2 separate regions of the Homo sapiens genome follow, and region 1 is linked to region 2. Evidence: chromatin loops called from intact Hi-C (ENCODE). Cell type or tissue: heart right ventricle. All regions are shown on one strand. Each heading gives the region's core, and the rest is flanking DNA. Links, peaks and the distances in the headings are about the cores only.

Evidence for each region. Peaks named below come from ENCODE experiments on the same cell type or tissue, not always from the same donor. Only the 100,000 strongest peaks of a DNase experiment are listed, where the experiment ranks them.
Region 1: it touches region 2 in a loop (2.2-fold over the local background); 2 of 110 quality-filtered maps call a loop at or near these places.

The regions. Positions count from the first base shown.
Region 1 is chr2:37,502,139-37,512,116 of GRCh38, forward strand. No RefSeq gene overlaps it. Among named protein-coding and RNA genes, the nearest start is that of LINC03063, 55 kb to the right of the region's middle. In heart right ventricle, for the core only: no CTCF peak of the experiment used is centred there; no DNase peak of the experiment used is centred there; H3K27ac peaks cover 4,621 bases.
Region 2 is chr2:37,649,104-37,659,081 of GRCh38, forward strand. All of the region lies in intron 1 of CDC42EP3 (CDC42 effector protein 3), which reads right to left. Among named protein-coding and RNA genes, the nearest start is that of CDC42EP3, 18 kb to the right of the region's middle. RefSeq lists enhancers at 3,157-3,346, 4,969-5,178, 5,846-5,905, 7,303-7,422, 7,869-8,374. In heart right ventricle, for the core only: no CTCF peak of the experiment used is centred there; a DNase peak (open chromatin) is centred at 4,968; H3K4me3 peaks cover 2,369 bases; H3K27ac peaks cover 8,000 bases.

The DNA.
Region 1 (9,978 bases), core at 908-8,907, 150 kb before region 2:
TCTAGCAATCCCAGTCTAATTACTGGTTGTCTTCTCCTATCTCCAACTCCAAGAGGGATTGTAGAGACAGAGATAGGCTTTTATTTCTTTGGCATCACAAGAAAAAGTACTGTACTGTCCATGCCTGTTTATGTATTTTGTTCATTGTCTCATCTGTGTCTAGTGTGCCTTTGTTTTCAAATGAATATTATAGTGCATATTAAGCATTTTATTATTAATAATGGTGTCCAAAATGAATTTTCAGGTGTACTATTTAAATATAGCATAAGTAATATATTGTCTATGCCTTGCTTGACTCGTGATATCTTGCCTTCCTATTATCTAAAATCAGAGAGGGCAAGTTGGACAAAGACAGCAGGAGAAAATGGAGAGATTGTAAAAACTTACCTTGAGAAAGTCAAGGATGGGCTGGGAGGATATGTGGAAGATACTAAAAGGGATAAAAGATTCTTCTAACTACATGATATATACATATTTGCTTCTTTATCTTTGTCCCAGAGTGTCTTTTGGCTCATCAAAGAAAATCATCACAAGAAAAAGAAGGTTGGTGGTATTTTGTTTAGGAAGGAAGCTTATTATGTTTTTTGATTTATATTTATGGTTATATCAATTCAGTTTTCCTGGGTCTCAACCTTATAGGATCAGAGTTCTGGAAAGGGTTAATGAGTTAATTTGACTGCAGTGTGTCTGCTTAGTCTGCTAATGTATAGTAATTTATGAATATTGCAATTATGCATAGCTATTTAAGATGGAGAATATTCCAAGCATGCTTAACAAATCCATTATCCGTGAAAAACTGTATGTATTTAGATGATTCCTAGGGTAATAGCATTCTCCATTCCACATGTTTTAAGATGTTTTCTTGAGAGCTTCAGTCCGTCACAGAATCTCTGCCTGCTGACCCCAGGGATGTCTATTCACCACTGCGAGGAGGTTCTTTGTACCCAAAATGGACCTTCTTAACTTTACTGTGCTTGAGATTAGGAATAAAAGGAATAACAGAGCTAGAATATATTTACCTGTCTTCCTTGGGGGACTGAGGTTTGAGGTGAGACATGAAGGAGGTGGTGTTAATCAAGCCCAATGCAGATGTGGGTGGGTAAAGAGACAGGAAGAGGAGGTGTAATGGTTAATTTTCTGAGCCAACTTGGTAGGCAATGGTGCCCAGTTGTTTGGTCAAACACCAATCTAGATGTTGTAGGTTTTTCATTTGTTTAGATGTGATTGACATTTAAATCAGTAGGCTGGGCGCAGGGGCTCACACCTGTAATCCCAGCACTTTGGGAGGCTGAGGCGGGTGAATCACAAGGTCAGGAGTTTGAGTCTAGTCTGGCCAACATGGTGAAACCTTTTCTTTACTAAAAATACAAAAAAAAAAAAAAAAATAGCCGGGCGTGATGGCAGGCACCTGTAATCCCAGCTATTTGGGAGGCTGAGGCAGGAGAACTGCTTGAACCCAGGAGGCAGAGGTGGCAGTGAGCCGAGATCGTGCCACTGCACTCTAGCCTGGGTGACAGAGCAAGACTCTGTCTCGGAAAAAAAACCAGAAACCAAAAAATATTTAAATCAGTAGACTTTGAGTAAAGCAGATTAACCTCCATAATGTGGGTCAACTCCATGCAATCAAGTGAAGGCCTTGAGAACAAAGACTGAGTTTCCCTCCTCACCCCGCAAAGAGAAAGGAACTCGAATTCACCTCAACACTGCAGCACAGAAATTCTGCTTGAGTTTCCAGCCTTTGCTTCAGACTCAAGACTGGAATATCAACTCTTGCTGGCATTTCCAGCCTGCCTTGTGGATTTGTAGCTTGCCAGCCCGTACAATTTTCTTAAAATAAATCTCCTCTTTCTCTCTCTTCCTCATCCTTCCCTCCCCTCTCTCTCCATAGGTAGACACAGAAAGCCAGAGAGATATAGATGTATCTATATCCCCCTATTGATTCTATTTTTCTGGAGAACCTTAACTAATACAGGAGGGGAAGAAGATGTTAGCAGAAGGAACCATGTAGGAACCATACATGCAAAGTTGCAAAGTCCTTGAGGCAGGAGGGAGCTGGTGTTTGAGAAAATAAAAACAGGCTTATATTGCTGAAGCACGGAAAGCTAGTGTCTGGAGGAATAGCCAGGCTGGATTTTGTGTTGTGAAGTTGTTTAGGCAGAGCTGGGACTTTAGACACAGATGCAAACATTAATTCTTTGAATTTGAATAGGACTCCTTTAAATCCACTCAATCTTCCAATTTTTTTTGTTATGAAGTGTTTATGTATTATGAATTCTTATACTTTTCTTACTACCATGTAAGATTTCTACAAATCACTTTCATACCCTAAAATGTTCATTCTTTTCTCTCCTTTCATTTCTCCCTTGATCTTTCTTTACAGTGTGCTGCCTCTCTAGGCATTTTCTCTTTTGACCTTCAAATTCCTCATGCACTTGATTGGCCTTCAGATTCCTTGTACACTTGAGCGTTTTTGCACTCTGGGTCTTTAGGCCCCACTTCATGCTTTGGTTCCACAGTTTATGCACTTTCAATCAATTGGCTCCCCATATCCTTTGCTGTGATATATTAGTCCCAGGTCCTGATTTTTTTTTTTTTTTGAGAAGTATTTTTCTCTCATTCTGCATTGTCTTGGGTGTCTGTCCATAAAGGTGCCTTGCTTTTCGTAAGATAAAGTGTGGGATGTGGAATTCCTATCCTTGAACAGTATAGAAAATGATAGGACATGATTCATCTCATGGTGTCTTTCCGAAGAGATGTCCAGCTGTTCCTGTTAAGTCCTCAGCTCTGCCCTAGTTTCTATCCTTTCAAAAAACAGGTTTTTCAGTTTTGCCTCCAATGCTGTAAGCTACCCCATCTACTCCCAGTAAATCCCTTCTCTGCTGAAGTTAGCTAGAGCTAGTTTCTGTGGCTTATAACAGAAGGAGTCTACTCATCCAGCATGAAAGGAGAAAGGCGAAGAATTCGGTGTGGCTGGAGGGAATGGTATGTGTGGGAACAGTGAGGATAAGGCAGTATGGGGCCAGGTTTTAAAGGGCAGCAGGAAAAGAACTGGGGAATAAAGATGTTCACTGGGAGGACGTAGATGGAATGTGTTCAGCTAACTGAGAGAGTAAAGCAAAAGCCAGTTGGGCCCATCAGGGAGTTTGTTACTGAAGAGTTTAGGAATTCCCAGAATTCCAAGGGATATGCAATCTCAGGGAGGTGACGTGGATTCTGTGCAAAACATGGGAACTCGATCCACTGTTTTGGCCAACAGAAGAGAACTGGTCAGCCTGGATTGTAGAAAATAGAAGACCAATGAATTGGTGTCATGAGAGAGCATTCCTTGTATCTGCTGCATGTACCTGTTCATCACAGCCCAAACCATGATTCTCAAGGCCCCAAATGGCCAAACAACTAACTCTCCTTGAGCTAATTCTGTGGCTGTAAAGAATCTTATTATAAAGGGGTTACTCATGTAACTTTTTCTGGAGGAGGAATATGAGTCTCAGGCCAAGATGAGGATTAGGACTTGTTTAGCAGGTATGTTTCCATGAAAATTAATATGCTGACAATTTTGGTTCTTATATAACTTTTGCAGGCTTAGATTATGTGGGTCCGCTGCTGTGATACTGATTGAATTTCGAGCCTATGAATCTGAGGACAAGGCTGTAGACTGCAGTGAATTCACTCATTTAAGTAGCATTATGAAGCCCGAACTTTTTTGCACTTTCCATGAAGCCATGCTTTTTTTTTTCTTTTATCTTATAGGCAAAGGATGCCTATCGAGGAAGGTTTTTAAGGTAGTAAATGAAGAGATCAGTTTAGAAGGAATCATGATTGCAAGGCAGAGAGACTCTGGCAGAAGAGAGGAGGGAGGAAGGTACTGTAAGAACCCCGAGGAAAGCTTAAGAGATCTGGATTAAGGTCACAGCAGTGAGAGGGGGTGGAGATGGCAGCTGCTGGATTGAACTAGGATCTTCTAGATCTTGATGACCTGCTGGATAGGAAGGGTGAGGGCTAGGCTGTAATCAAAGATACCAAAAGAGTGTCTTCTTTGTCACTTTTCTTTCATTAAATAACCGTATCTGAATTTCCACAAACAATGCTGCAATAGTTAAAATTGTGACAGTATGAAAACAGAATCTGAATTAAATTAGTGCTATGTCAGCCCATTGCACTAAACCACGAATTCCCTAAGAGGTTTAGAAACATATTGGATAAAGTGAAATTAATCCTTGAGAGCCACAAGTTGACATATGTATACGCTATGAATCCATAAACTATACTGTGTGCAGTGGAAAAGGAAGCTAAAAAATCCATGTGAACACACATCTGTATACTGTCCTGTGAATAAAGCCTACTTGACAATGCCATTTTCTTTTGCAGTGTTGAACCAGGAGGAGGCTCTGAAATGTTAACATTGTTGACCTTTACAGTCCGACGTGTTGTTGATTGCACCCCCAGACAAACTTGATGAGGCTTTGCAATCAGGTCACCGTTTAATATGACTCACTATCCTATATTTAGAAAAGGCTGTGATTCTAATAGCAAGTGACAAAAACCAGAGAATTTCAAGCTCTTGTCAGCTGCTCTGGGTTACATTCCCCTCCAGGCAAAGTCAGAGCTGCCAGCCTTGTTAATGAAAATTATGAGCCTGTTAGGAGAAGAATAACCAAGAGGTGCTGCCGATAAGAAGTGAGAGAATTAAAATGCTCCTTAACTTTTGGCTTCAGACTTAAAATAGTTCCTTTGGTTTTAAATATTTTTAAAAGCAAGACCTGAAAGTGAGTTTTGTGACTTTTCACTAGCTTGCATGGAATAAGGAGTTGTGTGGTTATGTGATGAACTCAGGATCATTACCGCAACCCTTCTTGATGTTGGAGAGCAGACTTTCTGCTTGAGTGTAAAAACAGTTTCAGATTTACCCCTAAATTATAAAATACAGCAGTTCATATTTGACTCTGGAGGCCTAGCCATGGACATTTTGAAATTGGGATCTCACCGAAGCCCAAACAAACCAGAAACCTTCATCATCTGACTCTTTCAGGCTTATCAATATTTCACACAAAGAAGGGGCACAAAGAAGGCTTTGTGCTGCTGAGCTGAGAGGCTCTGCTGGGGGAATGCGGTTGGCAGAGAATATGCCACAAACTTAAAGAGAAAAGAAAATAGAAAGCCAGTGTAGACACTGTCAAAATGAGGTGCCATGCTTTTATTCACTGTCTGGGTGTGCATCTTTATGTCGAGCAGATCCAGGGACATCAACATGCTGGCTTTCTATTTTACATAAACATTCCCCTTTCATTTATCTTCTCTTCTGATTAGCAATCCTATGTTTAACATGATTCAAATGCTAATATGCTTGATTTTATGAGAAAACAGCACAGGCTTTTCAACTTGGGGTATTACAAGTGATATTTAGTCTCTGTTTTAACATAATTGGGTAAAGATAGGATTCATGGGAGCCCAGATTTTCTAAATTCTAATCCCTAGCTCAGGTTCTTCAAACATTTTTTGTATTCAGTGCAGATATTTGAATACTCGACATTTTGATAGCAAACCCCCAAACACACTGGGCAGCTAAAACATCAATGTAACTACTCCTATGGTAAGATCATATTTGCAGTGTTCCTTAAACCATGCGCAGTTATTGCTATAGTCACTGTCTCCCTTCAGCATGGTGTTGCTATTTCAGTAGATTTACTGTCCTGCCCACATTCTCTTATATACGCATGAGGCGAGCATATCACATTTCTAGTAAACATACTATCTTTCTTTGAGTACGCTGCTTCTTAACACATTCTAAATTTGTTATACCCTGTGCTGTACCCGACCCCACAAACCCACATTCCATCTGGCACACATTGCTGGAATGGTGTGTTTTACTCTGTTGTAGTAAAAATAAACTTTATACATAGATGAAAACTTGGCAGCATACTTACATGGTTCTTGAGAACGCCTTGGCACACTGCCTTTGCACAATATTGACATCTCAGATAATCTCAGGCAAGTCACAGAAATTTTGCGCCTCAATTTCCCCTTCTCCAAAATCAGAGTAAATTCAGTTGCTATAGAAATAATGATGAAAGCATTGTGAGCTCTCCAAAGGTAATTGGTGTGTAACCTTGCTGCAGGCTTGGATTCTCCAGAAAGCTGATTCTGAGATGGTGATCAGCTCACAGGAAGGGTACCAGAGAGTATTCTTTGACTCAACAAGTGTGGAAGGCATGGGACAATGAGGACATGGCAGGTGAAGGATTGGCTGTGCTTCCATGTAATAAAGGCTCAGCCACCCCATGGGGAGCTCTGAGGCTCCTTTAGAGTTGTACCAACTTGGAGTTAGGGGCTAGTTCTTTATCCAGTCATTGAATACAGGCTGCCTTCAGCTGGGGCAGTTCCTGGAGAGGGCCCTCTGCAGAGGGCTGTCATCTTACAATCTTCCCAGCAGGTGGAAAGCAATTCTTCATTCCTGAAGTGGGGATCTGGGAAGCACATCACAACATACATTACCAAAACCAAGCTAGGAGCAGCAAACGTGAACAAGTTTGCTTTCTTCTATGGTTGGTGGCTTCAACGAAGTCAGAATTATGGCCTGGATGACTACGGTGAGAATTCCTTTTCTTTACTTCCAGCCCACTACACAAAGTTCCAATACACTCTGATGCTGCAGTCTAGCTTGAGGGATTCTAGCAGGGAAATTGCTAAAGGGTCCCTTCTAGGATCTGGTTATCTTCCTGCCTTCAATGAGCCTGTCTTCTTTGTACACTCAGTACTATATAATCTGGTTACATTTTCTCTCTAGTATTGAATTCTCTAATATTCAAAGTGAAACATTTATATCACTGTCTTTCAAGTCTTGGTTCTATATGCAAAAATGATCAGCTGCCTAAAGAAGAGAGCTTATATGTACTTGACATATCTCCTAAGTTTTGTAAGGTAGAGCAGTACTCCTAATCTCTCCCTTTTTATGACATTGATGTTCTGAAAATATCAGGCCAGTTATCTCATAGAGCATTTCTTATTCTGGATGTGCCTGATTGTTCCTGCATACTGTTGTTCAACTTGTTCCTCTTCAGGGTAGGAAATTAGGTAGATCTAAAGGCTTGATAAGATTCAGGTTAAACATTTCGGTAAGAATACTCGATTATATCCATTTTGGAAAACAAAAAGTTACAAAACACATTCTGGAATTCAAAATACATGAAGTAAAATTTGACATAAGTAAGGGAAAAATGGGTGATTCTAAAATTATACTTCAAAATACATGAAGTAAAAATTGAAATAAGTAAGGAAAAATAGGTAATTCTAAAATTATAGTTGAAGGTTTAAAACCCCACTCTTGAGGGAGGATTGTTTCAGTCCAGGAGTTGGAGGCTACAGTGAGCTGTGATTGTGCCACTGCACTCCATCCTGGGTGACAGAGCATGATCCTTTCTCTAAAACAAACAAACAAACAAACAAACAAAAAACACCTCTCTTTCAATAATTAAAAAACACTGCAAAATATCAGTAAAGGTATAGGGAATCTAAACAAGACTATCAAGCATCTTGATCTGATTGATATTTATAAAACATTATACCTCAATACTGATTGGTAAACATTCTTTTCAAGTGTACCAGTTATGTTCATCAGGATACAACACATGTTGAACCATAAAACAAGCCTCAATAATTTAAAAAAGATTGAAATTATATACAGTGTATTCTCTGATCATAATGGCATTTACTTGTAAATTAATAACAAAGTATCTAGGAAACCATCAACAGATTGGATTAAACACATCTAAATAATTTATGGATGAAATAAATCACAAAATAAATTAGAAAATATTTTAAATTAAAAGCAAATAAAAATACAATATATCAAAATTTGCAGGAAGCAGCTAAGGCGATGCTCACAGGGAAATTCATAGCTTTAAATGCTTATATTAAAAATGAAAAGCCTAAAATCAATAGCTGAGGATACACTTCAAGAAGCTAGGAAGAGTGAAGGAAACCCAAAGTAAAGTAGAAGAAAGGAATTTAAAAAGATAAGAGCAGAAATAATAGTAGTAAAAAAAGGAAACACAGCAATTGGAAACCTCATACATTGTTGGTAAAAGTGTAAATGGTATATTCACTCTGGGAAAAAGGTCTGGAAGTTTCTCATAAAATGAAATATATACCTACCCTAGGACCCAGCAATTCCTCTTCTGGGTATTTATCCAAAAGAAATGAAAATATATACTGTTGACCCTTTAACAACATGAGTTTAAACTGTGCAGGTCCACTTATAGGTGAATTTTTTTCAATAAAAGTTATGCCAAGTATTCCTACCTTCCTTCTACCTCTCCATCTTTTTCACCTCTGTCAGTTCTGAGACAGCAAGACCAGCCCCTTCTCTTCCTCCTCCTCCTCAGCCTACTCAATGTAAAGACGATGAGGATGAAGACCTTCATGATGATCCACTTCCACTTAATGAATAGTAAATGTATTTTTTCTTCCTTATAATTTTCTTAATAACATTTTCTTTTCTCTAGCTTACTTTATGGTGAGAATATAGTATATGACACATATGACATGCAAAATATGTGTTAATAGAATGTATATGTTATCAATAAGGCTTCCAGTCAACAGTAGTCTATTAGTAGTTAAGTTTTTAGAGAGTCAAAAGTTATATGCAAATTTTCAACTGCATGGGGGGGTGGACACCTCTAACCCCCAAGATGTTCAAGGGTCAACTGTATTGGCAAAAAACATTTGTACAGGAATTTTCATGAATGTTTCATTCATAATAACCAAAGCCTAGAAACAATCCAGGTGTCCATTATTAAGAGAATGGAAAAACAAGTTGTGGTATTTTCATAAAACGGAATACTTCTCAGCAATGAAAGGTATGAACTATATTTAACAATAGGCTGATTCTCAAAAGCATTATTTTGAGTGGCAGAAGCCAAGACCAAAAGAGTATATATTGTGTAATTCTATATATATGAGGTTCTAGAATAGGTGAAATTAATCTATGGTGAAAAAATCAGAATAGTGCTTTCCTCTTGAGGGTGTGGAGTGGGAGAGGGGATTGACTGGGGTGGGTCCTGAAATAACTTACTGGTAATGTTCTGTTTCTTGATATGAACTTGGGTTACACAGATGTATATATTTGTTGAAACTTAACAAGTATAATTTAAAATTTTTGCATCTCATTGTATGTAAATTTTCCATCAAAAGAAAAAATTGTAAAGAAATATTGAACTCTAATGATTTGCATACAAAATATTTAAGGGAAACTGTACTGTTGTACTTTCCTTTGAGATATACCAAAAAATAAGACAGATTGATGAATAAAGTGTATATATGAATAGATGTAAAGGCATGACCAGGCTCAGTGGCTTTTGCCTGTAATCCCAGCACTTTGGGAGGCCAAGGTGAGTGGATCACTTGAGGCCAAAAGTTCGAGACCAGCCTGAGCAACATGGTGAAAACCTGGCTGCACTAAAAATACAAAAATTAGCTGGGCATGGTGGTGCGTGCTTATAGTTCCAGCTACTCAGGAGGCTGAGGTATGAGAATCACTGGAACCCAGGAGGTGGAGATTGCAATGAGCTGAGGTTGCACCACTGCACTGCAGCCTGGGCAACAGAGTGAGACTCTGTCAAAAAAATAATAATAATAAAAAAAGTGTAAACACATGTAGCAAAACAAGCATAGTAAAAAATTAACAATATTGTCTGGGTGGTGGGTATATGAATGTGTACTGTAAAATGCTTTCAACCTTGTTCTTTGAAAATTGTCCCAGTAAAATGTTGGGGTAAAAACATTTTGGGGACTACTGGGAGAAGTTCAATAAGGACTAGATATTATGTGATATTTGAGAATTATTTTTATCAGTTTTCTTTGGTGTTTTAATAGTATTATGGTTATTATGTGACAGCTTATTCTTAGAAGAAAGGAGTTAAAATATTTAGTAGTGTGTCATGATGTCTGCAACTCACTTGAAAATAGCTCAACAGAAATTTA
Region 2 (9,978 bases), core at 666-8,665:
AAGGCCTGGAGTTTGAGGTCAGCCTGGGCAACATAGCAAGACCCTGTCTCTATGAAAAAAAAATTAGCTGGGCATGGGGGCACCCGCCGGTAGTCCCAGCTACTCAGGAGGCTGAAGCAGGAGGACTGACTGAGTCCAGGAGTTTGAAACCAGCCTGGGCAACATAATGGGACCTCATCTCTACAAAAACTTTCTTAAAAAATTAGCTGAGAATGGTAGCACACACCTGCAGTCTTAGCTACTTGGGAGGCTGAGGTGGGAGGACTGGTTGAGCCCAGGAATTCAAGGCTGCGGAGAGCTATGATTGTACCACTGCACTACAGCCTAGCAAGGCCTTGTCTCAAAAAAAAAAAAAAAAAAAAAAAAAAAAAAAAAAAAATCCCATGAAAATGTAGCCAGAGAGCAGTTCCCTGCCACTCTGACTGGATCATTCACATACACCCTTGAATTAAACAAGGATTTGGGACAGTGAGGAGGAAGAGCAAAGGGGGAGAAAGTGTGTGCTGCTGAGGGTGCAGGGGAGGGAGGGCCCAGTCGGTAGGCTGGTGGGGGCTGGGCACCCACCAGGGAGCAAGATGCTCGTCAAGCCCCAGCCTTTGGTCAGTCCTTGCCCAGCCACAGGCACCAGCACCAGGGGCCTCCAACCAGAGGCTCACTCATCCTGCTTGAAGTGGGGCTTCATGTCGGTGGCATGGAGGCAAAGGTTGGAGGGAAGCAGCAAAGAAAAAGGCAAGAAAAGGGTTGGTGGGGAGGCTACCTAAGCTGTAGTGAGATTCTGGTGAGTAGGAGATACTGGAGAAGATACCTTCAGAGGCATTTTGCTTTCTTTCTACAAATATTTACATCATATTTACTGCATGATGGGGCATAGGCTTCTAGGACTATAGAAAAAAATAATTTGAATTGAATCTGAATTGCCAATCCTAACAGCTCCCAAATACCCTGAAAGTTAAGAATTTTGGGCAAAATGTCAGTTTTACAACTCTAGGTAAGTTGACGTTTGTGCTGCTGGGAAAGTATCTGGCAGCTCTGATCTAGTCCTTCTATTGCATCTGTTCTCTTCCTCCCCAGCTCAGGGGCAACCATGATTGATCCCAGGAGAGTCAATCCAACGCTGATAATCCAATGCCCATAATTTCTCGAACTGACCACTTCCTTCTCTCTCCTTTCTGAACATTCTGGGCTAAGTCCATGCAGCTTGATCAGTTTCCCCTTCTGCTTCCTGGGCTCACTGCTCTTTCAAAATCTTTGCCAATTACTTACTTAGGCAGAAACCTAATGGGATAGTTTCTTCCCTAGCAAGAAGTGGCTGCTCCTGGAGAGGGTATGAGCATCTCCTGGGTACCAGCAGCACTTGATACAAGTCGGTATTTGTTGAGGGCTTCTCTATGTACCGAGCATTGTTCCAACCCTTGACATGGACTAGCTGAGGAAGCCATGAGGCTGTTACTGTGACTATCCTCATTTTACAAATGGATCACTACTGACGAACTGATATCCAGCCACTCTGCCAAGGCTGCATGGCTACCAAGCACGAAGCCACATGGCTGGGCTCTGAGCTTTGAGGTCTTGACATGATATTTAATGAGCACCCTCCCTGGGAATTCTGTCTGCTCCCTAATTATGAAAGGGGTGCATTCCAAAGCCTGTTTAAAACACAAATGTGTGGCAATGTGCTGGGCTGATGAGGATGGGAAACAGGCCCTGCATACACTGACAGTTGAAGTATGAACAGGTCCAAACTCAGTAGAGGCAGTGGGGCAATATCTATCAAAACTGCAAATCATATGCCCTCTGACCTCAGATTGCACTTATAGGGATTTACCCAACTCACAGAGAAATAACAAGGCTGTTCAAACCAGCACAGTTTATAACAGTCAAGAGTTGGAAACAACCTAATTGTCCACCTATGGAGGACTGGTTCAGTTAAGCGTATCCTTCCAAATAAATACTACTCAGATCTAACAAAGGATGAAGAAGTGCTTAATATGCTCATCCGAGAAGAGCCCAAAGATGTACATCATCAAAGGAAAAAAAAAGAGGTGCAAATGCGTGTATTTATATTTGTACTGGCTTATCTATAGAGTATTTCTGGAAACACACAAGTAATAATAGTGACTGTCCACAGAGAGGGGAAGTAGATGGAAGGGGAACAGGGTGGCAAAGAAATTTCACTATCCTTTTATGATTTTGGATTTTCAAATCATGTTAATGAACTGGCTATTTTTTTTTAAATCACAAATATATAAATGTGTATGCAGGGCTCAGATTAGGCTTTCCTGGAGAGCCAATTTTATACATGGCTGTTAGGTCCTGAAAAGCCTACTATGAGTTACTGATCATAACACAAACATCAGGAAAATGTGTCTAAAAGCAGCATCTGCAATGGCAGTGTGTGGGTATATGAAGACTTCACAAAAGGCCTGAGCCACGTCTCCCCTGACCCTGGCTATGGGACAGATCACTTTTTGCTTCTGTGATCAGGCCTTCACCAAAGAGGCAGCATGGATCTGTACTTTGTAAAAGGGAAGAGATCTCAGAAGAGAAACATTTGTAGTCGGAAAGGAAAGTGAGAAAATTCAACAGGTGGGAGAGGATGCAGGAGGAGCTGCTGGCCAGGGCATGAGCGAGGAGGGAAGTGCAGGCAGGTGGAATCGCCTGGGCCCGTGAGGACAGCAACTTGTGCAAGGGTGACTAGTGACACACACAGATAACCTTTGATGATGGAATGGGCCTATATGCCATGACTTGAAATCCCATCCCTCCTCATCATTTTAAGAAGACACCTGGGGCCGGGCATGGTGGCTCAAGCCTGTAATCCCAGCACTTTGGGAGGCCGAGGCGGGCAGATCACAAGATCAGGAGATAAAGACCATCCTGGCTAACACGGTGAAACCCCGTCTCTACTAAAAATACAAAAAATTAGCCGGGCCTGGTGGCAGGCGCCTGTAGTCCCAGCTACTTGGGAGGCTGAGGCAGGAGAATGGCATGAACCCGGGAGGCGGAGCTTGCAGTGAGCCAAGATCGTGCCACTGCACTCCAGCCTGGGTGACAGAGCAAGACTCCCTCTCAAAAAAAAAAAAAAAAAAAAAAAAAAAGAAAATAGAAGACACCTGGGTTCCAGGAGACTGCTGGTGAATGACCAACACATCAGAACAGTCAGCATGAGTCAGGGGAACCCCAGGGCTTTGCGTTCTGCCCAGAAGGAAGAAGGATCTGCTTGGAGGAAGGGATGCTGGGAAAAGAGAAAAGGAGGAGCTAAACAGGAAAGGCTTACAGGCCGGAAGCGAATTACCAGACTACAACTAGGGAGCGGGCCCTCCTGGGTGTTCCACAACCCAGATGAGAGAATTTTAGCTTTCTGTCTCAGTCAAAACTCTCAACACCAGCATTAACCTGTGGGCACTGAGCCATCTGAGGGTGCTGAGCACATTCACTCGTGTCTGTCCTTTCCTCATCTTGAACCCCTTTCCTGCAACCAAGGGTCAAGTCATGTGGTCACCCAGGCTGGAGTGCAGTGGCATGATCACAGCTCACTGCAGCATCGAAACCCTGGGCTCAAGCCATCCTCCTGCCCCAGCATCCTGAGTAGCTGAGACTACAGGTGCACAACACCATTCCCAGCTAATTAAAAACAATTTTTTTTTTTTTTAGAACAAGGGGTCTTGCCATGTTGCCCAGGCTGGTCTTGAACTCCTGGCCTCAAGTGATCCTCCTGCCTCAGCTTCCCGAGCAGCTAGGCTTACAGATGAGCCTCACCATGCCTGGCTCTCTAGTTTTCTTGCATTTCTCTACTCCCACTATCTTACCTAAATCTTAAAAGACAGACAAAGGTTCTTATAGTTAGCCCTTTCTCAAAAACCTTGACCCTGAAATTTGAACTTCCCACAATTATTCCTGGTTTCTTTCTAGTTCCACAAACTTTCTCCTAGTTCTTGGATCATGGTTTGTTCCTCTTTCCCTTCATAGATAACACTGGAGATAACATTCATCTCAGAAGTTAGATTCCTTTAAAAACAAATGCTCTAGTTCCTGGGGCACTAGAGAGAAAAGATTTGCCAACAAAAGGGTCCAGCTTGCCAGTCAGTCATGTGGCAGGTCAGAGAGAACACATGTGGCAGGCAGACAGGTGGGCACAGTGCTGCTGAGAACGGACATGCTCCCTTACAGGTTGTGTGAGAAATCCAAGAGTTTCAATACACAAAAGGACCGGAGAGGAAGCTACGGCCCTGGTTTTTATAAGGAAGGAAGAGAGCCGGGTTGCACTAGGCTAGACAATTCTAGTTTCTTGTGACTGACTGAAGCGTAAATGACAGTGATAATGATAGAAATAATCACAGCAGTAATAAATAATTTGGTTAAGAAAAAAACTGAAGCGGTGCTTTGCTTCATTTCTTACCATCTTTTTGGCAAACAGAATGATGCTGAAAATATCAAAACAGGGCAGCAGCCAGGAGGAAGGGAAAATCAAGCGGTTTTAAAAAATGACAGACAGAAAAATCAGCTCCTAAGTTACTTAGAGTTGATGCACTGGCAACTTACAGGACTCTGAAAAGAACCAAGGAGTTGGGATATTTTTAAAATTCCATTTATTTTAAAGGAATGTTTGGTTTGCCTACTAATTGTTTTTAGATTAATTCTTAGTGGAGAGAAAAAGTAAAAAAAAAAAAAAATTGCATCCTGCAAAACAGGTTGCAGTGTTAATTTAAAACACACATGTATAAAAATGGGCAGGTGGGTTGAGGGGTGCTACTGCCCCCAGGGACCTGCGGCTCTGTTCTTTTCTCCTCCTTGCAGGAAGTGAGCCTGCATCCGACTTCCCCTTTCTGGCTCGGTTGTCACATCCTTCAGGGACATTCCAGCTTCTGATCACTTTTCGCTTTGCCTCAGCACAGTCGCACTATGCGGCCAGTCACGGCACCACTGCACTACTGCACCATCTGAGCCCCATGCCAGAGTATCCAGCGACTCCTCCTGCATGTTGGAACCAACAGTCCTAGGGGAGGATGATGACTCGGCCAAGTACCCTCCGCCGCCTCCCTACCCCCAACCATCTGTGGGCTATGTCTCTCTGCTGCCAACCAGAAGATAATAATTCCACTGTGCCAAGCGCCCAGAACATGATCCTAGGCTCCACATTTAGAAGGGATAAAGGCTACCTGGAACATGTCCCCGCATGTTCAGAGGGAGGCAAATGGGAGGAAGTGAAGGAGCTCGATTAGGACATGTGAGAAGAGGCTGAAGGAATAGAGCAGCTTAAAGAGAACTCATAGAAAGAGAAAACTAATCTTAAGGGATCTGAAGGATTCATTTAATTGTAATGAAAAGGAATTAACTTGTTCTGGGAGGCCCTAGAGCTACCAAGCAGAAACTACAAGGAAAGATTTTGGCTCCTCCAAGTAACAGCTCAGGTTTCTCAAAAGATGGAATGGGCTGGGGTGGGGAGGGGACAGCAAGTATGGCCATGGGATGAAGCTCTCACAGAGGGGAGGGCGGTTACCCTGCGCCTCCCTGACAGTGCGTGAAGGGAGGTGTTCACGTTCCCATTTATTCTGAGTTTCCTGTATGGGAACACGATCACTGCCAATTTCCTTGTAGTCCCATGTCACTTTTCCATAGAAAAACGCACACGGACTTTCCCTTGAAGAAGCTTTCTCTTTGAACACGGCAGTCTTCTTACTAATATAGAAATGACCAGCCAATCTTTGGGATCAGAAACACTAAAATATTACTACAATGTGGACGCTCATGTCAATCCTTTTACAAACCTCTGTAGGAGTGCTTCTCTGAATAATTTTAAAATTGAAGGGGAAAAAAACCCCATAGTGTTAGATTTTCATTTAAGTTCAATGCTGAATTTCTAAGGCGGAAATCAGTGTAACCAGAAGCACCCAGTAACCCGAAGGGGATGCTTTTCATATTTTCAGTCTGTTTAACTCCACCCATTTGAGAAGATAAGAAGATGCCTTTTCTATTTTTAGATTCTTACCCTCTCCCCATATCATCTAAACTGAGGACATAGCTCTAAGCTTCAAGACTATGAAACTCTATTAGCTGGCTCCCCAGCTGCTGAGCTCTGTTATGCAAATGAACTTAGCCAGAACGAGCAGGCGGTATTTTAAAGACCCATTCAAAGTCTGATACATCTCACCTTCCATTATTTTAAAGGACTTTCATTTGTGATTCAGCTACAGCTTGAATTTATTGTTCTTTTACAACCCTGATTATATACAGACCCACAAATACCATATGTGAGACTCAGTGCTAATTTGTGTACACGTCTCATTTTTATGGGATCTAATTTGAAAGATCTCTTAGAAGCAAAATTGGAAGACAGAAGGTCCACCTCACATAGCACCAAGTCTGCACTTTTGAACAGAGGCCATTAGGACCTTTTTTCCTATAAAAATGAGTTACTGGGGAAGACTCAATGTGGACATAGAACTCTGGCAGTTACAACAAGGCAGGAGGAGGGCAAGTCCTCTCATGCCTGGTTCATTTATCAGGACGTGTTGTACATGGCACCAGGGCTGGTCAGAAGCACCCAGGCAGGCACTCTAGTTTCATGGATGTGAATCTCTGATAAGGCCATTGCTGTGAACTGCTCACGTGTTTCCATAACTAATGGATCTGACTTGGTCTGTGATGCTGCAAGGACAATATCAATACAGGAAGAGAACTTGACTCTGAAGTTTTCAGCAGTATTCAGCCAGGATATTCATTCTAATCTCTGCTCAAAAGCAAGGAACTTGCTCTCAGTTGCTCACAAAATATTAATATTTAAGTCAGCAATTATTCTATGCAGTACTCCAGTTCTGGTAATGGTAATTTCAAATGATCCCAAATAATAAGCTGACACTGTCCAGAAATTCAGATTATGGTCATTTAACCCATACTACCTTGGAGGGCAAAGTTCCTAGCCATTTGCCTTTAGGCCACATTCTCAAGTTCTCTGATGGGGTAAAGGGACAAATACAGGACTTCCATGCTATTCTGCCACCCTGCTAGGGCTGTCTACAATAATCCACGTTCCTTGGATGGGCTGAAACATGGCTTTTCTGTATGATACCAGCACTGGCTATATGTGGAATCTGGTAGTCGTCATTCTACTCTCAATCTACTTCCACTACCAACATCCTTGCGTTATTTGTATATGTGTTACTACAAATATATTTGTTGAATGATTTCCCTCTAACTAGGCTGAAAGCTCTTCTGTGGGCATGAGCTTATTCATCTTTTGCCTCCCACAACACATGGCCCACAGTGAACTTCAAATTCACAAGTGTTAAATCCATAACCCCTGCTAGACTTTCCATCATGAGAGCCAGGTTGACTTGCTCCCGGGGGCCAAACCCTAGAGCAAGTCTACAGAGGCTCTCTGGAAAGTGACAAATCTGAAATGCTTTGTTCTCTAAATAATTTACACCTGTGAAGAGTACTAGCTAGCATGAGTGCTTTCTGTGGGCCAGGCAGGCATGTAATGCTCAGAGCATACCTCTTAGGAAGCAGTCTTAGATGAAGCCTGTGTCTCCAGTCAATCACCCAAAATGTGGAGGAGCTAGGATTCCAGCCATAGCTGCATTCTGTAGCCACTGCCGATTTGATAACTCAAGGACTGCCAACCTGAAGACTATGTATCTTGAAGTCTGACAGCACCAAGAGGAAATGACACACCAAGAGCGCAACACGGATGAGAGGTGGAGATGCTAACCTGACCTTGTCAGAAGCCAAAAATGAGAAGAAGGGTCCTAGACACTGGTCCCTCCATCTCTAACTCACTAGGACTTTTCAGTATTTTTGCTATTGTCAACAAGAATCTCAAAAGGAATTTGACTTGTGGTAAACGTCAAAAGATTTGAATTGTAAAGTAACAAAGCCCCCCCCCCACCCCCCGCCCCCCGCCATCCTCGAGGAGAAAAACAAACATCCTGTTCTTAGAAAATCGTGTTAAGTGCTGTTCATTCTTTTCCCAGAGGAAGCCCATTGCATGCGACAGTGAACAATCACAGGCTTTCACTGGGGACAATAGCTCCCTAGCTTCCTAACTGACACTTCATTTCCCTCCTAACCTGAAACTAAGAACCTTGTGTTCCCTACATGGAAAGCTCTCCCACCTTCTTACCATCAGCCTCTATTCACAACATCCTCTGAGACCTGCTCCAGATGCACTTCCTTCCTGGAGGAAGTCTACTCGAATGCACCTCACGTAATCCAACCTTGCTACTGCTTTGCTTAGGGGTTTTCTTAGGGGTTGTGGAGGGCTTGTATTATGTGATTTGTTGTTTTCCTGTTTTGTGGTTTTAATGCCTGATATTTCCAGGTGGCTGGTGAGCTCAAAAAGAATAAAGTAAGCAAAAGGGCTATACATGAGTGTTCCTGTTGGGAAAACTCTCCTCCTTTTTATGCTGAATCACTTACAGAGCCTCCTCTTGAGCTGGGGACACAGAAGGCCCTCAAATCTTACTGAATAAGCTCTTCTAGTTTTCTTTCTGACCATCCCTTAAGTCAAGGGTCTACAAGCTACAGGCCGGCCAAATCCGGCCCCCTGCCTGTTTTTATAGATAAAGTTTTATTAGAACACACCTATGCCTATTCATTTATGTACTGTCTACAGCTCAGTGGGGTTCTCAACTGAGGGTGATATTTGTTCCCTATGCGATATTTGGCAATGTCTGGGAATATTGTGGGTTTTCGTGACTGGGGGTGGTGTGCTCCTGGCATCTAGTGGGTAGAAGCCAGGAATGCTGCTAAACATCCTACAGTGTACAGGACAACTCCCCAAAGCAAAGAATTATCTGGCCTCAAATCTCAGTAGTGCTGAAGTTGAGAAATCCCAGTAAAGGTGCTTTTGCTCTATCAGGTCAGAGTTGAGTAGCCTGTGACAGAGACTGTATGTTGCTCTCAAAGCCCAAAGTATTAACTGAGCCCTTACAGAAGAAGTCTGAACCCCTGTCTTAAATGTTGGCATTTTCATAGGGTTGGATGGCTGCTGCCCATCCCCCACTCCTCAACAATTCCCCCGGCAATCACATACCACCTCTAGGGATAACTTCCAAGTCAGTACCTTCAACCCACATGCATCTACTTAAGTCCAGACCAGTGCTACTCAAAGTGGGTTCATACAGTCCATGATGAGATAAGAACAGAAGTTGGAAGCAAGATCTTTTTGACATTGCCTTAACATCAAGCATGTGACCAACAGATTTTTTTCTTACTGAATAGGCTATTGACAAGTTTGGGAGCTGTATGCTGTTGAGCTTGCATGGCGGTTGTGTGTGGCCCAAGCTCCATATTCCTTGTGCACAGTAGTATTGTACAATGGATTGGAAATGGAAACAAACAAAAAGACAGTGGCCCTTCCCAGAGAGTTTGAAAAGCATTGATTGGCCTTTCCCTTCCCTTATATTCCAGACTTCTCTACTTTGCTTCCCTTGTCCCATATAATACTCATAAACCTTGCCCCAAATGGGATTTGCCATCTTTCTTCCCCCTGCCTGCCTTAGGCATCTGCCTTCCAAACTATGCTTTCCTGGTAAATGGCAGAAGTCACTCAATTCCAAAACCCAGCTATCATCCCAGCACTTCTCCCCGCCTCCATCTCTACATCAAGTCCTATAGTCCTATCAGTCTGTCTGGACTGTCTCTCCTCATTCATCCCTGCTCCATCAGCCTTACTCCTGGCCCCCATGATCTTTCTCCTGCACAAGGACATTTGCCTTTCACCTACCTCCCTGCCTCCCCGGTCCTTCCACCTTATCTTCCAATCTACACCAGAGTGAGGTACCTAGAATCCTCATGTAACCTTATCACTCTCTGCTTTAAAACCTTTCAAGGGTTTTAAGGCTACAGCTTGGAGATAAGATAAAATAGCTTGTGAAGCCCACTTCAGCAATCTGGGGGGCCTGCCACACTTGCAACTGAATCTCCTGCCAGTTCCCCATGGCATCCTAAGCTCCCATAGCGTCCTGTGTACACCTC